4 separate regions of the Mus musculus genome follow, and all the other regions are linked to region 2. A link is a loop called in an ENCODE intact Hi-C map of the cell type or tissue named here. Cell type or tissue: heart. All regions are shown on one strand. Links, peaks and the distances in the headings refer to the core of each region. The heading gives the core; the rest is flanking DNA. Region 1 overlaps Snx29 (sorting nexin 29). Region 2 has its middle 31 kb from the start of Cpped1. Region 3 overlaps Snx29 (sorting nexin 29). Region 4 overlaps Snx29 (sorting nexin 29).

Region 1 (6,224 bases), core at 460-5,459, 470 kb before region 2:
GTTAGACGCACAGACCCTGTGGCACGGTGTTATGGCCAAAATGGTGGCTGATGAGTGAGCACATCTTCTGCCATAGTTGTTCCCTTGTAATTGCTAAGGTCACAGTGTCAGGAGGCCCCAGGCTGTGAAGAAGTAGCTGTTTCCTGGGTCACTGGCTGGGCCTCAGCCTGTGATTTGTGTTAATTTGTGTAAATTGAGGCTAATTTATCTTGATTCCTTTATCTACAGGAGGAATTACCTGCCACATAAGAGATGTGATTGGAAAGGTTGGATGGAGGATGCTGCAGGGCAGACAATTTCCCTCCTTACTAATGGGCATGTGACTTTGGCTTCTAGAGGAGCGTGACCCAGGCCAAGATGACTTTTCTTGGCTACCTAGCTACTTGGCTCCTCTCCCTCTCCCTCTCCCTCTCCCTCTCCCTCTCCCTCTCCCTCTCCCTCTTCCCTCTCCTCCCTCTCCTCCCTCTCCTCTCCTCTCCTCTCCTCTCCTCTCCTCTCCTCTCCTCTCCTCTCCTCTCCTCTCCTCTCCTCTCCTCTCCTCTCCTCTCCTCTCCTCTCCTCTCCTCTCCTCTCCTCTCCTCTCATCTTTCTCTCTTTCTCTCTTATACCTGGAGAGTACTGGATGCTTGGTATTGAAACTAGGGCCTGCTCTCTTCTAAGGAGGTATATCCCTAGCCCCCAGAATTTAATATTTTTTCCTCCTGCTTGACTTTTTGTTGAGGACTGTCTCAAGCACATTCAGATGAGCTGGCCAACCAAACCTCTGTGACCCTGTCTGTTGTAACTGCCTTTACCTAACTTGCCATTGCTCTGACTTTGCCTGCTTTTTGTTTGTTTTTGTTTTTTTTGGGGGGGGGGCAGGGCTAGAGAACCACATTAGTTATTTTTGCATTTCTTTAGCCAAATCCCTGACAGAGAGCTTAAAAGCAGAAAGGCGTATTTAGGTTCGGGGAATTGTTGTGTGGCAGAGAGGAGTGGCAAACCAGCTCTGTCTGCTCAGCAAAGCCTGTGGCAGCGGCCAAGAAGCAGAGAACAACTGGGCTCGAACTTTCAGAGGCTGCCCCTGAAAGTTCCCTTCCAGCATCCTGGCTCTTCCTCTTAAAGATTCCATAGCTTTCCCAAAACAGCACCACCAGCTGGAAATAAAAATTCAGAACATGAGCTTGTGGGGAACTCTGCAGGTTCGAACCTAAAGAACAACCAAAGTTGTTGCCTTTAAATTATTGGTGATACATGAATTTTGAGACATGGTTTCATTAAATAGCTCTGGTTGTCCTGAAAGTCATCATGTAGACCAAATTGTCTTTGAACTCACAGAGATGTGGCTGCCTCTGCCTGCTGAGTACTGGGATTAAAGGTGTGTACCAACAAGCCTTGCTGAATGAGAAATGTTTTATTATACTTATTTATTTGCAGGTGTACATGTCATACGTGCATATGTGGTGCATACGTGTATGGTGGTGCATGCATGTGTGGTTCATACATGTATGGTGGTGCATGCATGTGTGGTGCAAATGTAGAGATCAGAGGATAACTTCTTGGAATCAGTTTTTTTCTTCTACCATGTGCACCCCAAGGCTCTGGCTCAGGTCATCAGGCTTGGTGACAAGTATCCTAACCTACTGAGCCATCCTGCTAGCACAGTTACATATGAAAACTAGTCAGGGTTTAAGGAAGACCCTAATGAGTGGGGTGAAAATGGAGGCCAATGGTACAGTGCTTTCTTAGAATGTTTAAGGCTGTTTGCTGTCAAGGACGACGACTTTGAAAGAGGCTGCTGACTTCATCTTTGAGGCTGGAGTGTGTTCTTCCTGAGCCTCCTTTGTAGCTCCTCTCTGCTCGCTCTCTGTTTCCATAGTCTCCTACCCTATGGCAGCGCAGCAGTCCCAAGGCTCCTTCCTGCGGGTCGCATTTTGCTCTCAGTCTTTACAATGAACGTTTAAATGTGGCTTTGCAATTGTTTTAATGTGGTTTCATGTAGTCAGGCAGTGTGACCGAGAGACAGACAGAAGGCGAGCTGTCTGACTGTTGCCGTCTTGTCCTCCTGCCTCCTCAGCTTTGATTGGTGGCCATGGCTTCCTTCCTCCAGCTAAAAGCTTGAGCTGCCAGGAGAGCTCTTACTAGGGAATGTTCTAGCAAAGTGTCACACACAATTAGATATAAAAATATTTCTTATTTTTGCAGATTTTGACATAAATAATTGGAGATCCCTTCTTCTCTGCTTCCCCTTATAACAATTCAAAAAGCACCAGAATTCAGTATTTTTAATAGAAAATTTGACAGTGTGCTTACTGTATAATTGCTCACAAAGGGAGGGAAACCCTTCCACATTTGCTTCTGAGGATGAAGAGAGATCTTCCAGGTCTGGGTGGCTTTGTTAGAGCCAGCTGTCCTATTCCTTCTGAAATGGGAAGTGGCTTTCTGGTTCACACAAAGTCCCAAAACAGAGCAGAGTTGGTTCTAGCAGACTTTTCTTTACAGTTGTATCAGATATTTTTCTCCTTGCTGACCAGGGAAACAGCAGGTGTGCTCTAGTCCCTGGGTTTGGAGGGTCCCAGGCATCATGGCAGACAGGGTAAGACTGGATGTGCATGGCAGCGGGTAAGTCAGGGTCCAGGAAGTGTGGACAGCACCTGGACCTGCCCCCCTTTGGGCCTCTGCTGCCAGCTAGATCCTCCAGCTTTCAAGTTCCCAGCATTTCTACCTTGCACCACAGGCTGGGGAAAATGTAATCAAAACAAAGAGAGGCCGTGGAGACCTGCAGATTCTAATCATGACAGCAGCACTTACTGTGGTTATAGCTAACTTCATGTCCTGTTTATCTGGTTTAAAAACAAAGCAACCAAAAAAGCTCCTAGCTAGTTCCTGGTCGCTATTTCTTTATCCTCGGGGTGTGAACCCAGAGCCGAGCATGTCCCAGGCAAGCACATGGGGAGCTCATGAGTGTCGCTTGAGTGAGGCTTGTGCCCACCCTACCTCATACGTTCTCTGTGCTGCATGCCCTGCCCTCAGTCTCTCCTAGTCCAGCTCCTGTTGAGCCCACTCTCCACTTCCATCCCTGCCCTGGCTGATTGCGGCTTGTTGCACTATGCTAATCAGAAGCGAGAACTGAATCTCTGGAGGGAATGTGTTTGGTTCAAGGATTGTAATAGTGTAATTTTGTGGCTGTCTGTGCATGGAAATACAGCTTAGCCTGCCACTAGGGGGCAGCTCCGGCTAAGAGCCAGAAAATGTGTCCCTGAAAGCACAGGGATGAGGTGAACCCAGGACATGGTTATTAGCAGGTGAAGGAGACCTGCCTCAGCCACAGACCCGGACATCTGTTCGCGTGGGTGGTCAGCCCCATTCCTGGGCAGTGAGATGCTCATTAGAAAAGCCGAGGACTTGGGTGGGGTGGGGATGCGGGGACAGGTCGGCAGCAGAGTACGTGCTGCATACACATGAAGTATCCACATAGAAATCTGGATATAGTACCCATCTGTAATAGAGCTGAGATGCAGAGACAGGGGGATCCCTGGGACTGGCCAGCAAGTCTGGATGCACTGATGTACTCTGGACTCAGTGGGAGACTCTGTCCCTCCCTGACCCCACAAATAAGAAGGAAAAAGGACAAAGGAAAAAAAAAAGAATAGAAAAGAAGAAGAATAAAAAGAAAAAAAAAAAAGAAAGTTGTCAAATGGTTTAGTGGGTAAAAGTACTTACTGTACAAGCCGGGCTTGCAACATTAGGAAGGTTAAGAACCACTGCTCCAGTCTCCCCTGCTGGAGTATTACCAGTCCTGGATCACCTATCCTGGTGACTGTGCTGTGGTGAGGGGGCCCCTCTGTGAGGTGACCTGCTTCATTCCCATGCAACCCTATGGTCCCATTGCCTCACTTTCCCTCCCTGTTTCTTCAGGCCTCCAGCGTTATCAAGAAGCTCAGGGAAGCAAGATGTAGCACAGGTCCTGGCTGGGATCCCTGTGTGTAGGGACAGCCTGGCTGTCTCCCATGCTAGTTAGAGAAAGCTGCCAGTCTTTGAGGCAGGCTGACTCAGGCCTTTGTGATCATTGACTACCTGCCCAGGTGATCAGTTTCTTCCAGAAGTCACTCTCTACCTAGTCCACAAAGGAGCAGAGCCCGTGCGGAGGCCCCTCTGGGAGTTAGAAGTTTGCTTGTGGCTTTCTCAGGCCCCAGAGCTGATAATGTGGGTAAAACCCAGAGGCCTTTAAGTGTTGTGGGGTGGCCCTCTAGGTGGGCTGTGCAGGTAAACCCTATTTCAGTCTGTTCTCCTTACTTGGGAGCTAGAGTGGACAGGTGGGGGGTGGGAGAGGGAGAGTGGACTTGGTGGGTGGATGGGGTGCTTTGGGATAGTCAGCAGGACAGGAATCCATCACTTTGTTTGTCTTCTATTGACTATTGTCACTTGGGTGCTAATGGCCTTTAGACTGCCCTATTTGGTGTCTGATCTCTTCTGCTTTGTGGAGAAAGCCATTAGGCAGGAAGCAAAGAGGCTTCCTGGTGTTTTAGGGCAGGAAGTAAGTAGTGCATTTATAACTGACCTCACACAGCAGTGTGAAATCACAGGTAGGTTTAGGATGAGGACATGAGCGGGTTATACTCAGGTGCTCTGGTGTTGGGATGGAACCTGGGACCTTATGCATGCTAGGCAAGCCCTGTACCCGAGTCACACCCCCAGGTCTCCCTTAACTTCTTTTGCTGCTGAGGAGCCACTGCTGGCCAGGGCTGGCCAGGCCTTTTCTGTCAGGACAGTCTGTGTTCTCTCACATAAACCCTGCCTCCCTTAAATTGCCTTTGTCTGTTCTTTAGTCACAGTGATGAGAAAAGTAAGCAGCTTACCAGACTTGCTCATTGTGTGAGCTAGGAAGTGAAGATCCAGGGTCTGACTCCTGTCACTGACTGTATCCCTTGTCTCAAGGCTTCACTGCTCTCTGGCCTGTATCTGGTGAAGAAGCAGCAGCACCCAGGGCTGTTCTCCAAAACGCCGTCAGTCGTCTCTGGTTAGCTGTATGTGTCCTTTCTCCTTGTTCTGAGAGTAGGTCGTGACTGTCTTTCAAGAGCCAGCTGTAATATCACACCACCTCTGAGAAGCCTCCAGGATTGGCCCTGGTGCTTCACTCTCTGGGCTGAGAATGGTGGTACCTGTGGTACTGCTCTCAGTCCGTGTTAAATGTGAGTTCTCTGATGTACAAGTGAGAGCCACCTCAGTGGACTGCTTGTCCTCGTGCCAGAGATGTGACCTCCCAGATGTTCTGCTGGAGTATTTTTATGTCCCTTGGTGGTACTGCAGACTCCTCTTAAATGTACACTGTGCCCAGCTGTGTGTTGGCTGTGGGCAGCAAGGTGGAAGAACATGGAGGGAAGGCAGTGTGTACTCCCTCACCGCCTGCTGTGTGAGCTTGGGGGTCTTTGTTTCTGTTTCCCTCATTTGTATTGGGGACATAGGGGGAAGATGGGCCTGGCTTTGCTGATTCCTGACACTCTTGCAATTGTGATAGTATTCTTATTGTTGGCTTGTTATGGCCTTGGGATGGATAGCTCCTTTGCCTGTGCACTCAAGTTGCTGCTGGTGGAGAGTGGTTAGAGTGGAGAATGAGATTCATAGCTTATGTTCCGCAGGGCAGCTCTAGAATGAACTGCAGGTAGAGGACACCTGACTAACAAAGGGCTTCCTTGGCTCCCAGCAATGGCTGGCATCTACACAGGTTTGTGAGACTCCCAGCCAAGCTAATCCTTTAGCTTAATGCCCCTCCCACCATCCAGGCGTACACAGCCTGTTGAGTCCTTCAGGGAGTTGGCTGAGTTCTGCCCCTGTCATCCTCAGAGATGGGGGCTCAGTGCACTGTGTATCTGACCACTTCTCCTAGCAGAGGCACAAACTGCTGCTGCCCATTAATGCCCCTGTGCTGAGCAGCCCCCTGAGGCTTGCCACGTCCTTCTCAAGGCTTTGGCATCAAATGTCTTAGATTAAACTTCCCTGTGGAAAAGATAATACTGTTAGCTCTGCCCCACAGTTACCTGGCTGTTGCCAGGTAGGCCTGACCCACTATAAAAGGGGTTGCTTGCCCTCTTGGTCTCTTGTTCCTCCCTTGCCCTTGCCCTTGCCCTGCTTCCCTTCCCCTTTCTCTCCTCATTCCCTTCTTCTTCTCTCTCCACATGCTCATGGCTGGCCCCTACTCCTCTTTTCTTTCTTTCTACCTTTCTATGCCTCTATTACCCTCTTAA
Region 2 (6,224 bases), core at 714-5,713:
TTCTATTTTTTGGGTTCTGGAGATCAAACTCAGATTGTCAAACTCGCTGGCAAGTGTCCTTACCCACTGCGGCTTCTCACTACCATCAAGGGATTGTTTGAGATAGAGGTAAGTGTGGAATTCACTGGTTTGGCTACACTGGTTGTCCATAAGCTCCAGGGATTCTTCTGTCTCTGCCTCCAGAATGCTGGGATTTCAGGTCAATGCTGCAGTGCCTGGCTTTGTATGCAGGCGCTACAGATTGAATTCATGTCTTCATGCTTGTTTAGCAAGCATTGATCCAATGAGTCTTCTCCAGCTCCCTGGATATCACCTTCCTTAATTTCTTTGCCCTATCTGCAAACCACCTTTATTATATTTCACTGGCTTTCTCACTTTTGTTTCTCTCAAACATTTGTTTAGGATTAAAAAAAAAAAAACTCAGTGCTCACTGTCTGTAAAATTGCTATCTCTGTGGTATGGGTACACTGGGAGGGAAAAGGAATTGTAATGTATGTCAGCAGGTTCTGCTCTCTGCTAATGCTAAGGGTGAGGCTGGGGGTTTTGATGAAGGAGCCAAAGTGCTATGGGGTTGATGGGTAATGGATGCCAAGGGGTGTTTTTCTTTTAGAATGAAGTGAATTCTACAAGGGAAATTAAAGTCTAGATGTGAAAGACTCAACTGTGTCAAATCCCTATGAGATGCAACTTATGGGAAGGAGGGTTTAGTTTGGCTCAGTGTTTCACGGATGTTGGTCTATAAGATGAATGGCTCTCTTTTGCTGGTCTGTGGTGAGGACAAGGAATCATGACGGGGGGAAAACAAAAACAAAACAAAACAAAACAAAACAAAACAAAACAGAGTAAAGTTTCTACTTGGTGGTGACCAGGACTCAGAGAGGATTCTAGAGCTGGTGGGCTTCTCCATCTCTCCTTTCTTACTCTGTCTGAGCCCCCAGTATGGGGTGGTGTCGTCCTCATTCAGGGTGACTCTTTCCCTAGAAGCATTGCTCAATCCAGACTAGTTGACAATCCAGATGAACCATTTCAGAGCCCCTTTGTGGACTTTGAAGTGCACACACACATGTGCATACACACATGAACTCACACACAGGAACCTGTCAAAGCCCCTGAGACCTCTATACTGTACTACTTCAGCCTTTTGAGTTTTATATGTCATTATAGTTATGTCAGATGTCAGCACTCAGCATGGTGAAGGACACTCAGAACTTTCTGTGCTATTTCTGGAGCAGCTTCCCACTGGCCCACATGACTTCAAAGTAAGGAGATGATACCACTGCCCTCACCCTCCCACCCTGTGTAATCTGCATCTGCTCATTACCTAAAACCAGCCTGCATACAGTTGCTTGCCTTGCACAAAACCAAGCTTGTCAATTTTCAGATATAAACTCGGAAAGACTTACTTATTGGACTCTTTAACAATGGGATGATAAAAGGCAAGAGAGCTATGGTCAGGGTCTGGCATCTCAGATTTGAATCTCATACTCATTTTGCCAGTACAGAGATATTGAATAGCCTTGGCTTCTCAGGGGCTCAGTGGTGGCTTAGAAAGCGAGTTAGCATGAGAATGAGATGAGACATTTTCCATGGGACTGGTTATGGTGAAGCAGTATACTCTGTGCTCAATAACTACTCTATGTGCTCAATAACTGCTCTATGTGCTCAATAACTGCTCTATGTGCTCAATAAATACTCTATGTGCTCAATAACTGCTCTATGTGCTCAATAACTGCTCTATGTGCTCAATAACTGCTCTATGTGCTCAATAACTGCTCTATGTGCTCAATAACTGCTCTATGTGCTCAATAAATACTCTATGTGCTCAATAACTATTCTATGGGCTCAAAAACTACTCTATGTGCTCAATAACTGCTCTATGTGCTCAATAACTGCTCTATGTGCTCAATAACTACTCTATGTGCTCAATAACTGCTCTATGTGCTCAATAAATACTCTATGTGCTCAATAACTGCTCTATGTGCTCAATAACTGCTCTATGTGCTCAATAACTGCTCTATGTGCTCAATAAATACTCTATGTGCTCAATAACTATTCTATGGGCTCAAAAACTACTCTATGTGCTCAATAACTGCTCTATGTGCTCAATAACTGCTCTATGTGCTCAATAACTGCTCTATGTGCTCAATAACTACTCTATGTGCTCAATAACTACTCTATGTGCTCAATAACTACTCTATGTGCTCAATAACTATTCTATGTGCTCAATAACTGCTCTATGTGCTCAATAACTGCTCTATGTGCTCAATAACTGCTCTATGTGCTCAATAGCTACTGGTCTCATTTTCTACATCTTTTTTTTCCATCCTTCTTCCTCTTTTGCATCATCGCCATCCTCCTAGTAGACTGAATTGCCCCTCTATAATCAAGTGCTCACTTGGCACCTTGACTGTGATCTTGTTTGGAAACAGGTACTTTGAAGATGTGAACACATTAAAGGGAGGCCTGGAGGGAGGGTGGTGCCTATGTTACAACAGAGGAAAGTGAGGGGGTAGGGGTACAGAGGAGGAGGACAGCAAACATTGATTGGTGTTATTGCCCTAATAGAAGAGAGATAACTAGAAAGAAGGAAACAGCTAAGACCCAGAAAGCAGTTCTCCTGAGACTGATTCTGCCAATGCCTTGGGCTTAGCTCACTGTGAGCCTTCAGAAATAAATTTCTGTTGTTTATACACCCAGCTTATGATATCTTATGACAGCACCCTGAATAGACTGAGACATTCAGAGGGTAATTGACTATGGCTGCACATCATGGAATTAAGTTAATGTCATTTCTGGGATTTTAACTAAGTTTCCTTCATTGCCTCATCTTTGAAATACTACCATTATTAGATCATGAAACTTTAATGGTTATGACCTTAGAGCCCCTATGCTCCAAATCTTTCCTGAAAGAACTGAGGTTCAAAGAGAAGTGACCTCTTCACTTACAATGCAAACTACAAAAATTTTACACCCAACCACCAGCAGCACATGTAAAATAATGGATGCTGCTGCTCCTAGTGGCAGAGATTGGCATTACAAGCCAACACACCACATGCACTCCCATTATTTTTAATAGATGAAGATAACTCATTTTAAAATATAGGCAATCCTCAAGGTGGATTTCTTAAGAGAAATAATACACCACAGACTACATAACTTCTCTGAGGGAAAGTAAGGTTAATTCTTTAATATATTAGATTTAAGTTTATGATTAGTATAACTTGGCTTTGGAACATTAATCACCAAGGGGAACACATCTCTTTCAGCTAATTATATACACATAATGTATATTTTGTTGGGTTAATGCAATATTATTGCACATTTACAGCTAATAATTTTCTACTGGATTTTAATGCACTGTAAAATAAACTTAAATAAACCAAAAGTAATATATACCCCAACAAAAACTTTTTAAAACTCACTTTCAATACATATGCATGAAACACATTTAGAGTTTTTCCCCCGAAGATATAATTACAGTTTTGAGATGTATTTTATATACCCACATAGCTTATGCACCAGCAAAAATAATAGTAACCCAGAACAACTATTTTTAATATGTCTCAATGGGGAATTTTGGCTGTTTTTCATCTTGCCCTGAACTTCTTAGCCAAAACTCATATATATTCAGCAATATGGGGATTAGAAAACAGAGTACTCAAACTCCCAGGCTTAGAGGTGCAGTTAATTGAGACATGTCTTCAAGTGATATCTTCAAGCAGTCTTTGGGAACTCTGTGGGGATAGGACAGATTTAAGGACCCACTTTTCTGGACAATCAGAAAGTATTCATTATCTTTGGCACCTCAGCTGCAGACAGGATTACCATAGCTTGTGCCACATGCTTGGCAAATGTCATTGGAGACAAGCACAGATCTATCTGTGCCCTGTCTTCCTCCCAGCAGCAGCAGGAAAATGTTCTTAGCCGAAAGGGAAGGACACCCAATATCTCTGTTAGACAACCACTTTGTTGTCGTTGTTGTTGTTGTTGGTGGTGGTAGTGGTAGTGGTATGTGTCCTCCACATGCATATGTACATACACACATAGGAGAGAGAGAGAGAGAGAGAGAGAGAGAGAGAGAGAGAGAGAGAGAGAGAGAGAGAGAGAGAGAAAGAGAGCCAGAGGAGAGAGGGGGTAGGGGAGGGAGATTAAACATTAAAATGACTCCTACATTCCTTTCTCTGGGATTATGTATACAAGGAAAATACTTTGGCCTTGCTCAAACATGGCTCACTATTCAAATTTCTTCATTTCACTCTAGGCTATAGATCGAACCATAATGTCAAACTACCACCTTTAAAAAAATCACTTAAAAGCAGCACATTCATTTATTTAGTGTGTTATAGGACAAAACATTTATGTTTTTTTGTGTGGCTCTGAAGATTGACTGGAGGGCCTTGTGCACACCAGACCAACTCCTACCATGAGCTGCAGCCCCACCCTAAACTCTTAATGCTTATTTTGTTCACTGTTACTAAGACAGAATCTGCACACCATCTTTATGTAGGAGACAGTAGAGCCCTTTTCTTGCCTTCTCTTTCTCTGTTCCACCTTAGCTTGTTGCTGTGAAATGAATTTTGAATAATATGATGAAGAAATCAGTATTTGACAGAAACTGAGAGCAACACCAGTTGTCTCGGGAATCAGTTTGTTACATATTTGCTTTGAACAAACTCTATTTTTATGAGCATTGTTGCTTTAAATACCTCGATTCATCTTTTCATGTGAAGTTGATGTTGATAGTCATTTTAGGACTTTTCATTTAAAAGCAATGGCAGATTGAGATGCATTTTGGTATAGCAATGCTAGCATAGAGTTTGGAGACAGGAAACCCCTAAGAGTATCTGTTGATAGAAGTATATTTCATTGTCATATAAATGAAAAATAGAAGAAAGTAGTGTGGGGCAAGGATGGCAACATGACTGAGGACAGGCTCAGGCTCTTTCTCATTCCTTATAAACTTCCATCTCATTGTTCAAAATGGTGCCATTGCTCCAGCCTGCAGGAAGGTCAAAGGGAAAATGAACAAACAGAATGTGTAGGTGCCACCACACATGAAGGTGTTTCAGAAACTGTTAGAGGTTGCTCTCCTTTAGGATTTAATGCATGGTCATGGTTCTGTAGGTGAGTGGAACTGACAGAATGAATCTATCATGTCTGTCTATCTATCTATCTATCTATCTATCTATCTATCTATCTATCTATCCATCTATCCATCTATCATCTATCCATTTACCACCTATCTATCCATCTATTCATCTATCTATCTATCTATCTATCTATCTATCTATCTATCTATCTATCTATCTATCTATTCATCTATCATCTATCCGTCTACCATCTATTATCTATCTATCTATCTATCTATCTATCTATCTATCTATCCATCATCTATCCATTTACCATCTATCTATCCATCTATTCATCTATCATCTATCCATCTACCATCTATCTATCCATTTATCTATCTCTATCATTTATCAATCATCTATCATCTCTCTATCATTTACCTATTATCTATCTATCAATCTATCATATATCTACAACTGCAAATGCCCTAATAATTTTAGAATAGATGGAACTGTCCCTTGAGGGACATTCATTTAATATCTCAAAATTTAAATATTAAACCACCGATATTCTCTTAATTGATATTACAACACACGACTGAAAAAAAAAAAACAAGGAAAGAAAACACAAATATTTGTACGAACACATTCTTGACTAACTATGACAAAACACTCCTGTTGATTATAATCCTCTTTTCTGTAACTGGCCATATGGCCTGAGCTAGTGTTTAGAACCACCTCCCTACTACCCATCCTCTATTTTCTCCACCCTTAACAAGCACCTCAGGTCTTTAGTGTTTTCTTGAAGTTGTGACCCATCCTTTTATTCCTGAAAGGTCTGTGCCCTTTGTTGTCCTGCCTGGATTAGGCTGTTGTAGTTTTCCATTGACTTTAATCACAGGACATGGTACCACCAAGAGACACCCTAAAGAATCTCCTGCACATTATTTTTTTTTACCTCTATTGTGGAGAAGCAATTCCAGTTCCCCATGGTAATTTAGATTAAATCATCCCTCCTAATACTGTTATTCCTTCCTTAGCCTGTTGCCTTAATGTCATCAGAAGCCCAAAGTGGCTAGTGGGAATTCTGAGCTTCCAGTTCAGTGAAATGTTTGTTGTGTCTCCTGGTAAGAGTGCTCCCTGCTCTGAAACCAA
Region 3 (6,224 bases), core at 881-5,880, 360 kb before region 2:
GATAAACAGCAATGTGGAAGTGTAAGCCGAATAAACCCTTTCCTCCCCAACTTGCTTCTTGGTCATGATGTTTTGTCCAGGAATAGAAACTAAGACAGGAGGGAAGGCCTGTGTTAAACATGGGCAGTACCCTTCTATGACCTGGATTGAATGAAAAGGAGAAAGTAAGCTATACACCAGCCTCATCTTTCTTTCCTGACACACACACATGCTGTCTCAGGTTCCTGCATGGCTTCCCTGTCATGATGGGCTGTGAGCCGTGAGCTAAAAACAAATCCTTCCTTCCTTAAGTTGCCCTTCCCAGGTATTTTGTCATAGGTGACAGATTTATAAAGGGAGGGCTGTGGCAGTTGTAGGGTGATCCAGCAGGAGAACACATGGGGGATGTAGCATCTGACTCTCTGGTGTGTTCTTTAGCCTATAGCTCCAGGCAGTAAGCTGAGATGTCATGCCCATGGCTTATGCCCACCAAAGAGTTACCTAAAGAAGGTCCAGTGCTCTGTGGTTACTGATCACAGCTTTGCAAAGTCAATTGGTTTGCTAGATTTCTCAGCAAGGAAGAAGCAGGAAACCATGTTACAAACCTATAACCTCTGCTTGTGCTCTGGGAACCGGAGCTCACTGAAGGAAAAGGGGTCATGTGACAGAACAGAAGGGACACTCACTGATGGCATTCTAGAGTGAGATGCGGGGGGACTTAGTACATTGTATGACAAGCAGTGGCAGCTAATGGATTCTGTGCAGCATTAGTGTTTGAGATGGGCCTAGAGGAGGATGAGGAGGGGGAGGGATGACATTGCAATGCCTAGCTCTAGAAGAAGGTGACAATCTGTCTAACAGATATTTTGTGTTATTTTATGCTCCAGTGACCTGGAGCTCCTTGGGGTTAATGTGGACAGAGCTTTTCTGGCCATGAGTCTGTTAAGTACCTCAGCTTCAGCATGCAGTTGGTGCTCCATAAACACATACCAACAACAGTCTACTAAGTGAATTTAGGTACCCTGTGAAATATGTGTAGGGTGTTAAATGTGGAGCCCCAGATTAGGCTGATAGAGAAGTCCCAAATGTGGCCTCTGATGGCAGGGATTAGATGTCTAATAGGAGCGCATGGCTCAGGAGAGAGCACTTGCCTGGTGTGGTTGAAGCCCCAGGTTCAATCCCCAGCATGACAAATAAAAAGCAAAAAGAAAGACAAAAGACTTCAGCTCTGTAGAGGAGGTAGGCTCTCTTTTGATGCTCAGGGTTGAGGGAAGCTAAGCTTAGGGCCCAGAGCAGCAGGCTCTTACACAGCTTTATGAGCACTGTCTTAGCAGCCAGCCTGTGCCTCCTCTTCTGTCCTGTCTTCTGGCCTTCCATGCCCATGAGCCTTTGATAGAGCTGGCAGTGGTAAAGAAGAAGTCCTGATGCTCCTTCAGTGGCCTTTACTCCTCTAGATGGAGTTCTGTTTTCTTCACTGCATAGTGGCTTTAGTGGCAAAGCCATCAAATTTCTTAGATGTAGAGAGAGCAGGCATTCATTATCCCAAGACCAGGCCAAAGATTAAGGAGGTGGTGATCCTGGGGAGGCTTCAGGGAAGAGTCATGCACTGTCTGGAGCAAGGCTTTAAGGCAGCTCAGCAGAGGTTAGCACCTCACTACAGCTGTTTTGCATGGCTCCTCCCTCCTCCTTTGGACTTCCAGTAACCGTGCTCACAATTTTCTTTGTAAACCTTCCCCTCTCTCTTGAAGATCTGAAACTTCAGATTTTTTTTCTCACTAGAGGTTTTGAAGTTCAAAGACATTGGATACATCTAAGACTCTTACTTCTTTCTCTCTTTTAAGTAATTCCTGTGGTTTCACCGAATCTCCCTAGAGTTGGCCAGTCCATTTTGGCTTCCAGGAAATGTAAGATGTGGGCAGCATTCAGATTTTGATCCTTCTTCTTCTTGACATTGAATTCTGGAGTTTGGTGGCTTGGAGGACACTTGATGCCACAAAGTCAGAGGAGTTCTGATCTACCACTTCCTGTTGGGCCTCACTAAGCCTCAGGCTCTCAGTGGAGTGTGACCAGTTGCCCTCCTTGAGCTCTACTCTGGGACTTTAGCAGAGCCTGGTTAGGGCAAGAAGAAGCTCTGTGTCCTTCTCATCGTGGCCTGTGTCTTGGTAGAGCAGAAGTTCCAAGCACTCTGCCCTCCTTTTCTTCATGGATCCTGAGGTATGCAGGAGTGCAGCCTCTGTTCAGCAGCCAGCAGCAGTGAGCACTGATTCCTCAGCTCATCTTAGTCCCTGGAGATGCTGTGCTGCTCCTGGGTTGCCAGCACTCTTCTGCTTGTAGCTCCTCATCTGAGCCATGTGCTTTCTCCTTCCTCATAGCAGATAAGGGATTCTCTTTGTCTCATTTGGGTATAATGTAATACACTTGTGATCCTAGCACCTGGGAGGCGGAGGCAGGAGGATCCTGAGTTTGAGGCCAACCTGGGTTGTATAGTTGAGACTCTGTCTAAAAAATCCAACCAGAGATGGAGGAGGCTGCTCAGATGCCTAAGTGTTGGTTTTGTCTTTGTGGCGGCCTGGAATCTGGGCCTGCCTCTGACCGGGAGTCTGGAGTACTTAGGAAGGAGTAGGCGAACTTCCACAGAGACACACTTGGAAGATGATCCAAGGCTCTTCTTTTGGACAACAGATAAAAATATTGGTAATTATAGTGGCTGATTTCAGCTCCTCAGCCCTCCAGTATTTTGAGTCTCTGTTAGGTTTCTCCCTTTATGCAGGAAGAAGCTTCCTGAAGCCAGAGTCGCCTGGTCTTGATGGAAGAGGTTCAGGGCTGTTCTGTTGGTGCTGGGCACACCTTGGGAGGGATCAGGGCTGTTGTGAGCACCAGATAAGCTGGCCTTTGTTTTACTTGAAAAGCCTGCTGCTTGAGGGTAGAGCGACAAACTTCAGAGAGCAGACAGCTGATGTGACTGAGGAGACCAAGGTTTGCCAGCCTTGTACCGAAGTCTCTTCTGGCTACAGTGACTCACCTGTACCTCAAGGCATCTGAAGACCACTGATGTGTGTGTTAGTAAACTCTTGCTGCTGCCTTCAGCCTCATTTCTCACCTTACCTAGAACTTGTTTCATCTTTCAGAAGCACATCTTTGCATGGGGGTTGGGGCAAGCTGTCTAACTTGACAACTAACTTGATTCCTTTTTTCTGTCTTCTATCCTTGACTCATCTTTCCTTGTTAACTTTACACACACACACACACACACACACACACACACACACACACACACACACAAGGCGGGTTTATTGGGAAGCTTCTCTCAGCCAGGAGAGTTCACTGGACCCAAGGACTGAGGTTGGGAAGTTGCCATGAGGAAAGTGGGGGAGGGAGTGGGTCAGAGAGAGAGAGAGAAAGAAAGAGAAAAAGGGCATGCACACAGAGAGAGGAGATGAAGAGAGAGAGTAACTTATTTTCTTCACCTTTAAGATCTCATCTGAAGAGGGTGTGGTGGAAGGTGCCTGTAATTCTAGCACCTAGCAGGCTGGGGCAGGGGCAGGGGCAGGGGCAGGGGCAGGGGCATTATAAGGTTGAGGCTCGCTTGGGCCACTTCTCTGCTCTTCTACAAACTGGGTTCGGTCCCCAGGTGTCCTCAGCATCCTTTGTATCCTACATCCTGATCCTGATAGGGCAGCTTTCTCTGTACTTGCCTTGACTGTGTTCTCATTTTGCCCTTTCCCCAAGTCTGCTCTGCTGCAAGCCCAGCAGATGGCAGTAGACGTGCCCCAATCATCACCATTCTAGCTGTTCTAGCCCTAGCATCCAGCAGGACCCCTGGCATCTGACTGGTAACCCATTTAAACAGCATTTTCGATGAAGACCACAGGGAAGCTAGATCAAACTGGCTGAGGCAGACACAATACATTTATTTACTAAGTCCTATTTCAGTTTTCTCCTTGGGACCATGTGACTTGCTCAGGCTACTGGGGTATAAATAGAACTGCTGTGCGGTCCAGGCTGGGGGAGAGATCAACTGGAGAACGAACATTTCCTGGTTCTTGTTTTCCTTGCAGGGTACCTGTGAGCCATGGATTCTGTGTGGCCCAGCCACAAGAGGGCCCGAGTCTGGGTCCCCAGGCTGCTACTTAGAAGGCAGCCTTGCTGTTTTGCTGCTGGGCCCACTGTAATCTTTGTAAAAAGGAGGAGTGGGATTTTTATCTGTTTAGCCAGGGAACTATTGGGGTACTTGTTGCTGTCCTGCTTATCTTCAGTCCAGGACAGTCTGATTTTAGGCATGGGTAATTCCCCTTCTGTTCATAGATGGCTGTGATTCCCCTGAGCAAATCTTTTCTTCCAAGTTCACATTCAGAGAAGACAAGGCTTTGCTTCTTTTATTCCTGGCCAAAGCTTTGAATTTATGCTGGCAACCCAGCTGAGCCTCCGCTCTTGCTCTTCATCTGATCACAGGGTCTTGCTTCTGCACTGAGACAGCGGAGAGCCCTGGTCAGATGTGGGGAACGGAGAATAGGGAATGGGATGTACTTCGAGGGGAAGGAAGGATGCCATGGAGACTCCAGCTTACGTTAGCTCACAGCGAACAAGTAGTGAACAGATGAGCGCTTAGCGGTGAACAGACCTTCTCCCTTGTTTTTGGGACTCTGCTCTACCAGCTGAGTACTCTTCATCCAAGGGTCAGTGAGTGCAGAGACGGGGGCGAGGGCAGTATTTGAGACCTTGCCATGGAGGGGAAGGTGTGCAGGTCCTTTGCCTGTCAGCTTGGGTGGGCTAGGGCAATTGGGCTGCAGGAAGAACATGTGCAAGTTTGGCAACCTGGCAGAGATACTTAGCAGTGAGACAGGGATGACACTTCAGTTCCTCACTAGCAGCGATGTCTGTCTCTAACATTACCTTTTAGTCAGCATACAGAGCTGTGTTTTATCACACCGTTGTCAGAGGTGTGTGTCACTACCTCGCACACAGTCACTCCTCCAGACTGTTCCTCTGTGCAGCTTTCCTCTCATCTGTTTGTAAGGCTGTAGATATGATAATGTTTCTTTTCTGAACACATGTGCGTGTGCATGTGAATGCGTGTGAAGCCAGACGACAACTTCCTGTGCCATCTACCTCCATTGAGACCTGGTCTCTCACTGGCTTGGAGGTCACCAATAGGTTAGACTGGCTGGCTCTGGGACACCCCTCCCCCATTCTATCCTCTCCAACCCAGGGCTTACAAGCATTGCCTGGAGTTTCCCAGAGGGCTCAGGGATCACACTCGGCACTGCATGCTTGCAGGGAGTGCATAGACTTTCCTGACTGAGCCATCTTCCCAGACTTGGTTAATACTTTTCTATTTTCTTTTCTTCTTCCTGAAGATGGTATGGTGGGAAGTTCTCCCTTTGCATTCTCTTCTCTCTGCTTTAGTCCTCCCCAACACAGGCCAGTGGGGACTATGTCCCCCACTACTTCCTGGCTGTTCTCTGCCACTTGATAGAATTTTTTTTTCTAGACCCAGCCAACTGTTTGCTTCTAAGGAAATCTTCTTAGGAAGATTTCATCTGTCAGACAAAGCTGGTGATGTCAGAGCAGGATGGCTGCTCTCTCTGGGTCCTAAGAGCCGTGTGGAGGTTTCTGCTTGCAGAGTTGGCAGGGTTTGGCTTGGGAAATGTCTAGGAAAGTGTGGCCTCAGGGTACCTGTCACTTCAGAAGTGGCCCTTGATGTGTGATCCTCAGACTTAGGCTTGGCTTCTGATAGCGCAGTGCTTGTTTGTTTTATTGAAGGATCTAAAACCTTCTGACATCTGCTTGTCTCTCTTACCATGAGATTGGCACAAAGTGTCGCAGCATTGGTATTAGTTTATAAAGAGCAGAGAGTTGACGGACCATCCCAGATGTGTGTGTGTGTGTGTGTGTGTGTGTGTGTGTGTGTGTGTGAGAGAGAGAGAGAGAGAGAGAGAGAGAGAGTGACATGTGCAACAGTAGTACACATGTGTTCACCAGAAACCCACTCACCTCTAAATGAATGAATGAATGAATGAATGATCTAAGCATGAATTAAAAGTGATTGAGATCTCCTACTTGCCACCACCCCTCTTTTAATTTTTTGAGACAGGGGCTCACTATGTAGCCATGGCTGCCCTAGAGCTCACTATGTAAAGCATGCTGGCCTTGAACTAACAGAGATTCACTTGCCTCTGTTTCCCAAGATCAGGGATTAAAGGCATGCACCACTCACATGCCACTGAGATGCCCTGCTAAGTATG
Region 4 (6,224 bases), core at 676-5,675, 520 kb before region 2:
AAGTAGACTACTGAAAGGACGTGTGTTCACGCGTGTGTACACGAGTTGGAAGAGGAAGGCAGTGGTTTCCTGTCTGACCCAGCTGCACACATGCCCACTGAGTGACTAACTCTTCCCTCGTGAGTGAGCGGCTTCCAGAGGGTGTTTGGATTGGTTTTGGAGTTACCAGTAAATTTCAGACATCTGCTGAGCAGCTTCATTGTTTTTCCAGTAGATTCCTGGGGAAACGTTTTGCCTGAGAGTGTTGTGAACACTGAAGTTGCATTTTGGGATGAGTGTAACTTCCTTCTGTCTACTTCCTCCCAGTAGGGAAGCCAGTTCTCCAGGCCAAGGAAGTCCTCTGAGCAGCTTGCTACCTTCTGCCTCAGTGCCTGAGTCCATGACAGTCCGTAAGTACTCTCAGAGGCTGGCATGTGTGCCAGCAGGGCACCTGTGCTTATCCTGTGCAGGTGTGGGCTTTGAAGTGAGCATGAAGTTAGTGAGTGTTTGCTTTCTGTGCACCTGATCGTGGTATCGCTGTAAGCTTCCAGACTATGGCCGGATTGTGGTGCATGGGGGTGAATCTGCTAAAGGATGCAAGGAACCTTCTGTGCCTTGCGGTTTCTAAGCTACCTTCTGTGTGCAGCCAGAGTAAGGCTGTCTTCTGACTTTCCTTGTGACTCTGGACAAATCAGTTTTGCTGATGACATATTCTAATGACAGGTGGTGCAAATCATTTCCAGCTTCAGAGGGAAGTATTAGGGACACGGCAATGAAGAGTGTGTGTGTGATGGCCCGCACCCACACCCACACCCACACCAGCAATTGTTTAACAAGATAGATGTTCAATGACTAGGTCAGTTGGGATTGGGGCCGGTGCCCTGACTGGGGTTGGCAGAGTGGGCTAGCATGAGACTCCATGGTCATCAGAGGCCAGGGCTCTTCCTTTTCCTGACTAGCTGTTGTCTTTGCTTTCTGAGCTCTGGCCATTTCGTTCCTACCCCTAATGGCAGGAAGGAGAGGGGCAGAGGGCAGGCTTTCTGTTTCCATATCACATTCAGAGATCAACACTTGGATAGTGTAAAAATTATGCCTTTTTTCCTCATCAGCCTTTGGGTAAAAATTAACATTTCCTTCAAACACCAAAGTACAACAAACCTTGAGCCCATAGTGGTGATGTCAGATGGAGAGTAACTTTATCCAGAGAAGTTCCAGGCCCCTTTAACATCACCCCAGGATGCCATTTCTGCTTGGAAATGCATTAGTTATCTGAGGTGACATAGAAACTTCCACACGGATCTCCTAGATCTCCAAGCCTGGACCTTTCTGTTTACGTGAACACTCTCCAGAGCCATGTTCCCTATGAGCTGAGGTTTCCCACAGTCCTCTGGCTGCAGAGCAGGAACTGCTAGTGTGAGTTCTGTTGCTGTGCAGGGCTGAACAGATACTTAGGTCTATGTGAGGACGACTTGTCTGTCACCTTCTCCTAGTGGCCAGGCATGGTTCCCAGAGCCCTTCTCAGCCTCTCTCCAGTGTGGGGTATGGAGCAGGTGAATTGGTTCTCTGGGGGCTGCCATGGATCTTGCCTCTGAGCCTCCCAAGCCATTTCCATCCCTGACAAAGCCACCAGCTTGGTCAGTTCCTTTCCCATGAGGACATTCTTGTGATACCTCTGAGCTGTGCCTGCAGCAGGGACTCAGCCCGTTTTATTTTCATTCATCTCTTTTTTTTAGAAATTAATCCTAGTTGTTTCTGGTCATCTTTGGCTTGAGACCTATCAGGAATTCCCAGCCAACCTTCTGAAGGAAAGGCCCACATTGGTGGGCCATTTGACTCTGGGTGTCTGGTAGTTATATGGGCTGTGCAGAACAGTTGTTTGTGAATGGGTGGGTGGGTTAGCCTTTGTTTTCAGGGGTGATTTCATGTGGGAAGGCTTTTCTTGTCCACTCTGCTCCTGCAAGATAAGGACCATGCCTCTTTCAGAAATGTGGGTGCCTCCACCCACCCCTGCTTTATCTGTGAGAGGGATAGGAAGGGCTGTCTGTGTAGCCCTACAGGATTAGTCTGATGTAACAGAGGATTGACACTGGGAAGCCTTGGCAAATGCTTCTTTTCCTGTGTGCTTGTGAGCATTGTCTCTGGCCTGGCTGACCCTTAACAGCTCCACTTCTTGGTTGTTCCAGCCGGGATTCCCTGCAACTTTCCTGATCCTCGTGTTCTCATTGTCAGCGGGATGGAGCCACCTGTTGAGTCTGTGTGCCTGTGGTGACTTGTTTGCTCTTGGTAGTTGCTGTGATGTCAAAGAAAGATGTCTTCATCCCCTGCTACAGTCTTGTGTGCTCAGTGGGTAGCAGTCGTTGATATAAGAGACCTTGATAGGGCAGTGTGGATAAGCAGCCTTGGCCTTGGCCTACAGCTTATATAAATAATGTTCCCAGTGCTGAGACTGGCGCATGCAAGGAAACACCCAACAACTGAGCTGCAGTCCCAGCCAAGTCTCCAGCTCTTCACACCTTGGTTCACATAAGTGAATGTGGTCACCAGCCTGGAAGGCAGCAGAACTCTGATGGTCTGGGCTGAGTTTGCAGGGTTTTGAAATGTCACCTTTCTTTGTAAAAGGCAAGTGCCACAGTCATATCTTCTTGTTGAGTGGCCAGCAGTGCTGACCTCAGCACAGACAGATAATGACGGCCACTCAGTATGCCCTGTGAATCCTGTGAATGCCAGTGAGTTTAGAGTAGTCACTGTATGCATGAACACACACACATATACACACACTGCACACTGAACTCATATGTGTGCACACACACAGAAAGTAAGGTCTAACAGGGGATGCTCAGTATGTGGAAAGCACTCTGAATGTTGGTACCTCACTAGCAGGCACTTAGGGTTGTGACTGGCTGTCTGCCTGTGGGAAAAGCCACCCAGACTGGATGCTTTCCCACTACTTAGTAGACATTTCTTTATGTTTATGTCAGCTTTACTTCATTCACCTCCTGTTTAACAGCCGAGTGTCTGTACATTTGAATTAATGTTTTTGTTGGAATATGTGATGTGAGCTGTGTTTAAGAAAGCACCTCTTTCCCTATTGATGGCTGGAAGTGGCACTGCAGCACCCTCACCACCAGGGGCCACTCTTTCCCTGTTGATGGCTGTAAGTGGCACTGCAGCACCCTCACCACCAGGGGCCACTCTTTCCCTGTTGATGGCTGTAAGTGGCACTGCAGCACCCTCACCACCAGGGGCCACTCTTTCCCTGTTGATGGCTGGAAGTGGCACTGCAGCACCCTCACCACCAGGGGCCACTCTTTCCCTGTTGATGGCTGTAAGTGGCACTGCAGCACCCTCACCACCAGGGGCCACTCTTTCCCTGTTGATGGCTGTAAGTGGCACTGCAGCACCCTCACCACCAGGGGCCACTCTTTCCCTGTTGATGGCTGTAAGTGGCACTGCAGCACCCTCACCACCAGGGGCCACTCTTTCCCTGTTGATGGCTGGAAGTGGCACTGCAGCACCCTCACCACCAGGGGCCACTCTTTCCCTGTTGATGGCTGTAAGTGGCACTGCAGCACCCTCACCACCAGGGGCCACTCTTTCCCTGTTGATGGCTGGAAGTGGCACTGCAGCACCCTCACCACCAGGGGCCACTCTTTCCCTGTTGATGGCTGGAAGTGGCACTGCAGCACCCTCACCACCAGGGGCCACTCTGGTGAAGCTCACTAGCTTCAAACCAAGGTTTGTGTTGGTGTTGGGCTAGCAATGGTGCTTGCTCCTCTGGTGGGTTTGTGAAGGTTAAACGCATATATACAAGAAACATACTCAGAAGAGTTGTACCTTACAATTTGAAAAGACAGATTGGAAAAATGTATCTCAGAGTTACACGTGTTAAGTGTTCAGTAACTTGTAGGTGAGACTGTTAGCACCCTTAAAGGATTCATTTACTGATTCCAAACACAGTGTCTAGGCCTCCAAATGGGTGGACATGGTTTTTGTTTTATGATGGCATCCCTACAATTACAAGCCTCTGAAGCCCCCTTTCCTGGATGTGTACCCTTAATCCTCTCTAGACGCTTAATCTTCTCAGTTGGGGTGATTTCAACCCCAAGGGGATATGTGGCCGTGCCAGGAGACCCTGGATCTCCCTGCCTGGCATGAGAATGCCTTCGGCAAAGCCTGACTGTGGTTATACCAGGGACAACAGGCTCTTTGTGCCCAGTAAGTATCCTTGTGGTGGACAGGGGTGCTGAATAGCTGCTGGAAAGCTTAAGAAAAGAACGGACCTATTGGAAATGATGAGACTCTAGGGACTGCTCATGACTCCTGTGGGTGTTTGCTGTCTCTTCAGCTCTGTCACCCTCGCTGTGAAGTGTGAAAGGCTGAGCACCTGCAGACCAGCCCAGAGCGGGTGGTCTGAGCACGAGGCTTCCTGACGCCATCTGTCTTTCTTGAGGCTGCAAATGTAGTGGGAATCCACCCGGTGGACACTCATTGCTGTGCCCCCCACCTTTGTAACTGCTGCCTCTCTCCACTCTTGAATTAGTTTCTGTATTTGGGAGTTGAGAACTGTAATGAGCCTTTTCCCCTGTTGTTGGTGGACAGTCCTTTAGCACCAGGTTGTGCCTCTGTCCTTGCTGTCTGTCCTCCCCTCCCCGTGCAAAGACCTTGGGGTTTTGCGTCTCAGTTGTGGGTGTCGAGTGCTGGTGCCTTATTTCAACAGTCAGGTGGGGTGGCAGAGGTGATGTGCACATAGCTTCCTGTAAGGCTGTCCCCACAGTGATGGCTTTGGAGGGGAGGAGGGGAGTCTGGTCTACTTTAGAAGGGCACATACTGCTAGCTAGAAACTGTTTCTCCCTTGCTATCATTGCTTAGCCACTGATACTTACATGGCTTTTGAGTCCTGACCACTGCCTTCCTTTTCTTTCCTGGGGTTCAGAGAAAGCGGGGAGACAAGCAACTCGAGTTGCTCATTTCTTTGTCACTTCTGATGTCAGGCCATGGAGGAGAGGGCAAGAGCAATGCCCCTCGCTGCTCACTTCGATGCTCACTGCCTCACTAAGCCTCAGTCTGTTTTTCTCTTGATATCATGTGACGGGAGTCTCAGTCGAGGTGAGGCAGGCTGGCTCATTGCCTAGCAACACTATTCCAAACACTGGACGTTTGAGAAATGAAACTAAGAAGCACTATGGCACTTGGAAGCCAATGGGAGGGCTCAGCATCTAGCCCAGGGCTTGGCTGAGGGTTCAATGATGAGATCTTTTTAGGATGAACAGTGACCATTAAACAGGTCACAGTCCAAGTCCTGTGTGACTTAGTCACACAGACTGTGCCTGGATACCGCAACAGAGATTGCTAACACTGGAGACTCGCTTTTCCTTCTGAATCTTGTTTCCTGGATGACAGCGACTGTCAGAAATTGGAAGCTTCCAGATATGATATAGGCACACCTCAGTTCTTCATAATTTGTTCATCCACTCCCCAAAAGTTTACTAAATGTCTGTCACATAGTGGGCACTGTTCTAGGTATGGGAGGAAGGGTGAGGCTTATAAACTCTGTGCCTCAATTTTCCCATCACTGAAATGCACAGGATGAGGTTCCTATAGCTGCTGTGAGGACTAAGAGTCACTCAGTGCTCAGCAGCACCCTCAGCTCTTGCAGTGTGGATCCTGACCACAGAGAGGTCAAAGACTGGAAGTGAGATGTGGCCGAATGGCAACTGGACAAGGAAGGGGTCAGAAGGAGTGACACAGGAGGGAAGGGGGTTATATGGGAGTGACACAGGATAGAAGGAGTCATATGGGAGTGACATGGCTGTTTTGTCACCCGTGGGCACTAACCGCCTTCTTGTCGCTTTCAGTCATCACACCTCTCTCAGGAGTGCATCCTGAGCAGGAAATCCTAGCAGAAGCCCTGAGGTTGTGCACTGTCACCCCAGCCCAGTGCCTGAAAGCGTGAACACCTTTGATCGGGTGCTGCAGCTGATACTGACACTAACACAGACATTCCTCACCCTCGATGCCAGGAGTGGGAGGGAGGAGGGGACAGACCTGTGTGGTGGAGTCCGTAGGGTGGCCTGAGTTGGAGGGATGGAAAGCTTTGTGCATGGGTGTGGTAGGGCTAAAGAAGCCTTTGGAGAGATGGGGATACTTGCCAAGAAGAGTGGGGTAGAGAAGCAGCTTGAGAGAGGCCATTCCCAGCGGCAGTACCGTGGACACTGAGGGTGTCTACCCCTTGTCACTGTTGGGAA

What was found. A loop is a pair of places that touch in the nucleus more often than their neighbours do. Peaks named below come from ENCODE experiments on the same cell type or tissue, not always from the same donor. Only the 100,000 strongest peaks of a DNase experiment are listed, where the experiment ranks them.
Region 1: a loop joins it to region 2, with 2.7 times the contacts of the local background. A loop is called at or near these places in 8 of 42 quality-filtered maps.
Region 3: a loop joins it to region 2, with 3 times the contacts of the local background. A loop is called at or near these places in 4 of 42 quality-filtered maps.
Region 4: a loop joins it to region 2, with 9 times the contacts of the local background. A loop is called at or near these places in 8 of 42 quality-filtered maps.

The regions. Positions count from the first base shown.
Region 1 is chr16:11,465,739-11,471,962 of GRCm38, forward strand. The region is part of intron 13 of Snx29 (sorting nexin 29); the gene reads left to right. Among named protein-coding and RNA genes, the nearest start is that of Gm32100, 110 kb to the right of the region's middle. In heart, for the core only: a CTCF peak has its summit at 3,187 (motif pointing right); a DNase peak (open chromatin) is centred at 3,253; H3K27ac peaks cover 473 bases.
Region 2 is chr16:11,937,661-11,943,884 of GRCm38, forward strand. No RefSeq gene overlaps it. Among named protein-coding and RNA genes, the nearest start is that of Cpped1, 31 kb to the left of the region's middle. In heart, for the core only: a CTCF peak has its summit at 3,021; no DNase peak of the experiment used is centred there.
Region 3 is chr16:11,576,027-11,582,250 of GRCm38, forward strand. The region is part of intron 15 of Snx29 (sorting nexin 29); the gene reads left to right. Among named protein-coding and RNA genes, the nearest start is that of Gm32100, 4.6 kb to the right of the region's middle. In heart, for the core only: a CTCF peak has its summit at 3,743 (motif pointing right); a DNase peak (open chromatin) is centred at 3,795; H3K27ac peaks cover 2,555 bases.
Region 4 is chr16:11,420,395-11,426,618 of GRCm38, forward strand. It overlaps Snx29 (sorting nexin 29), which reads left to right. Exons shown (of 21, transcript NM_028964.4): 11 at 310-389. Among named protein-coding and RNA genes, the nearest start is that of Snx29, 100 kb to the left of the region's middle. In heart, for the core only: CTCF peaks have their summits at 3,057, 3,378 (motif pointing right) and 3,706 (motif pointing right); no DNase peak of the experiment used is centred there; H3K27ac peaks cover 1,610 bases.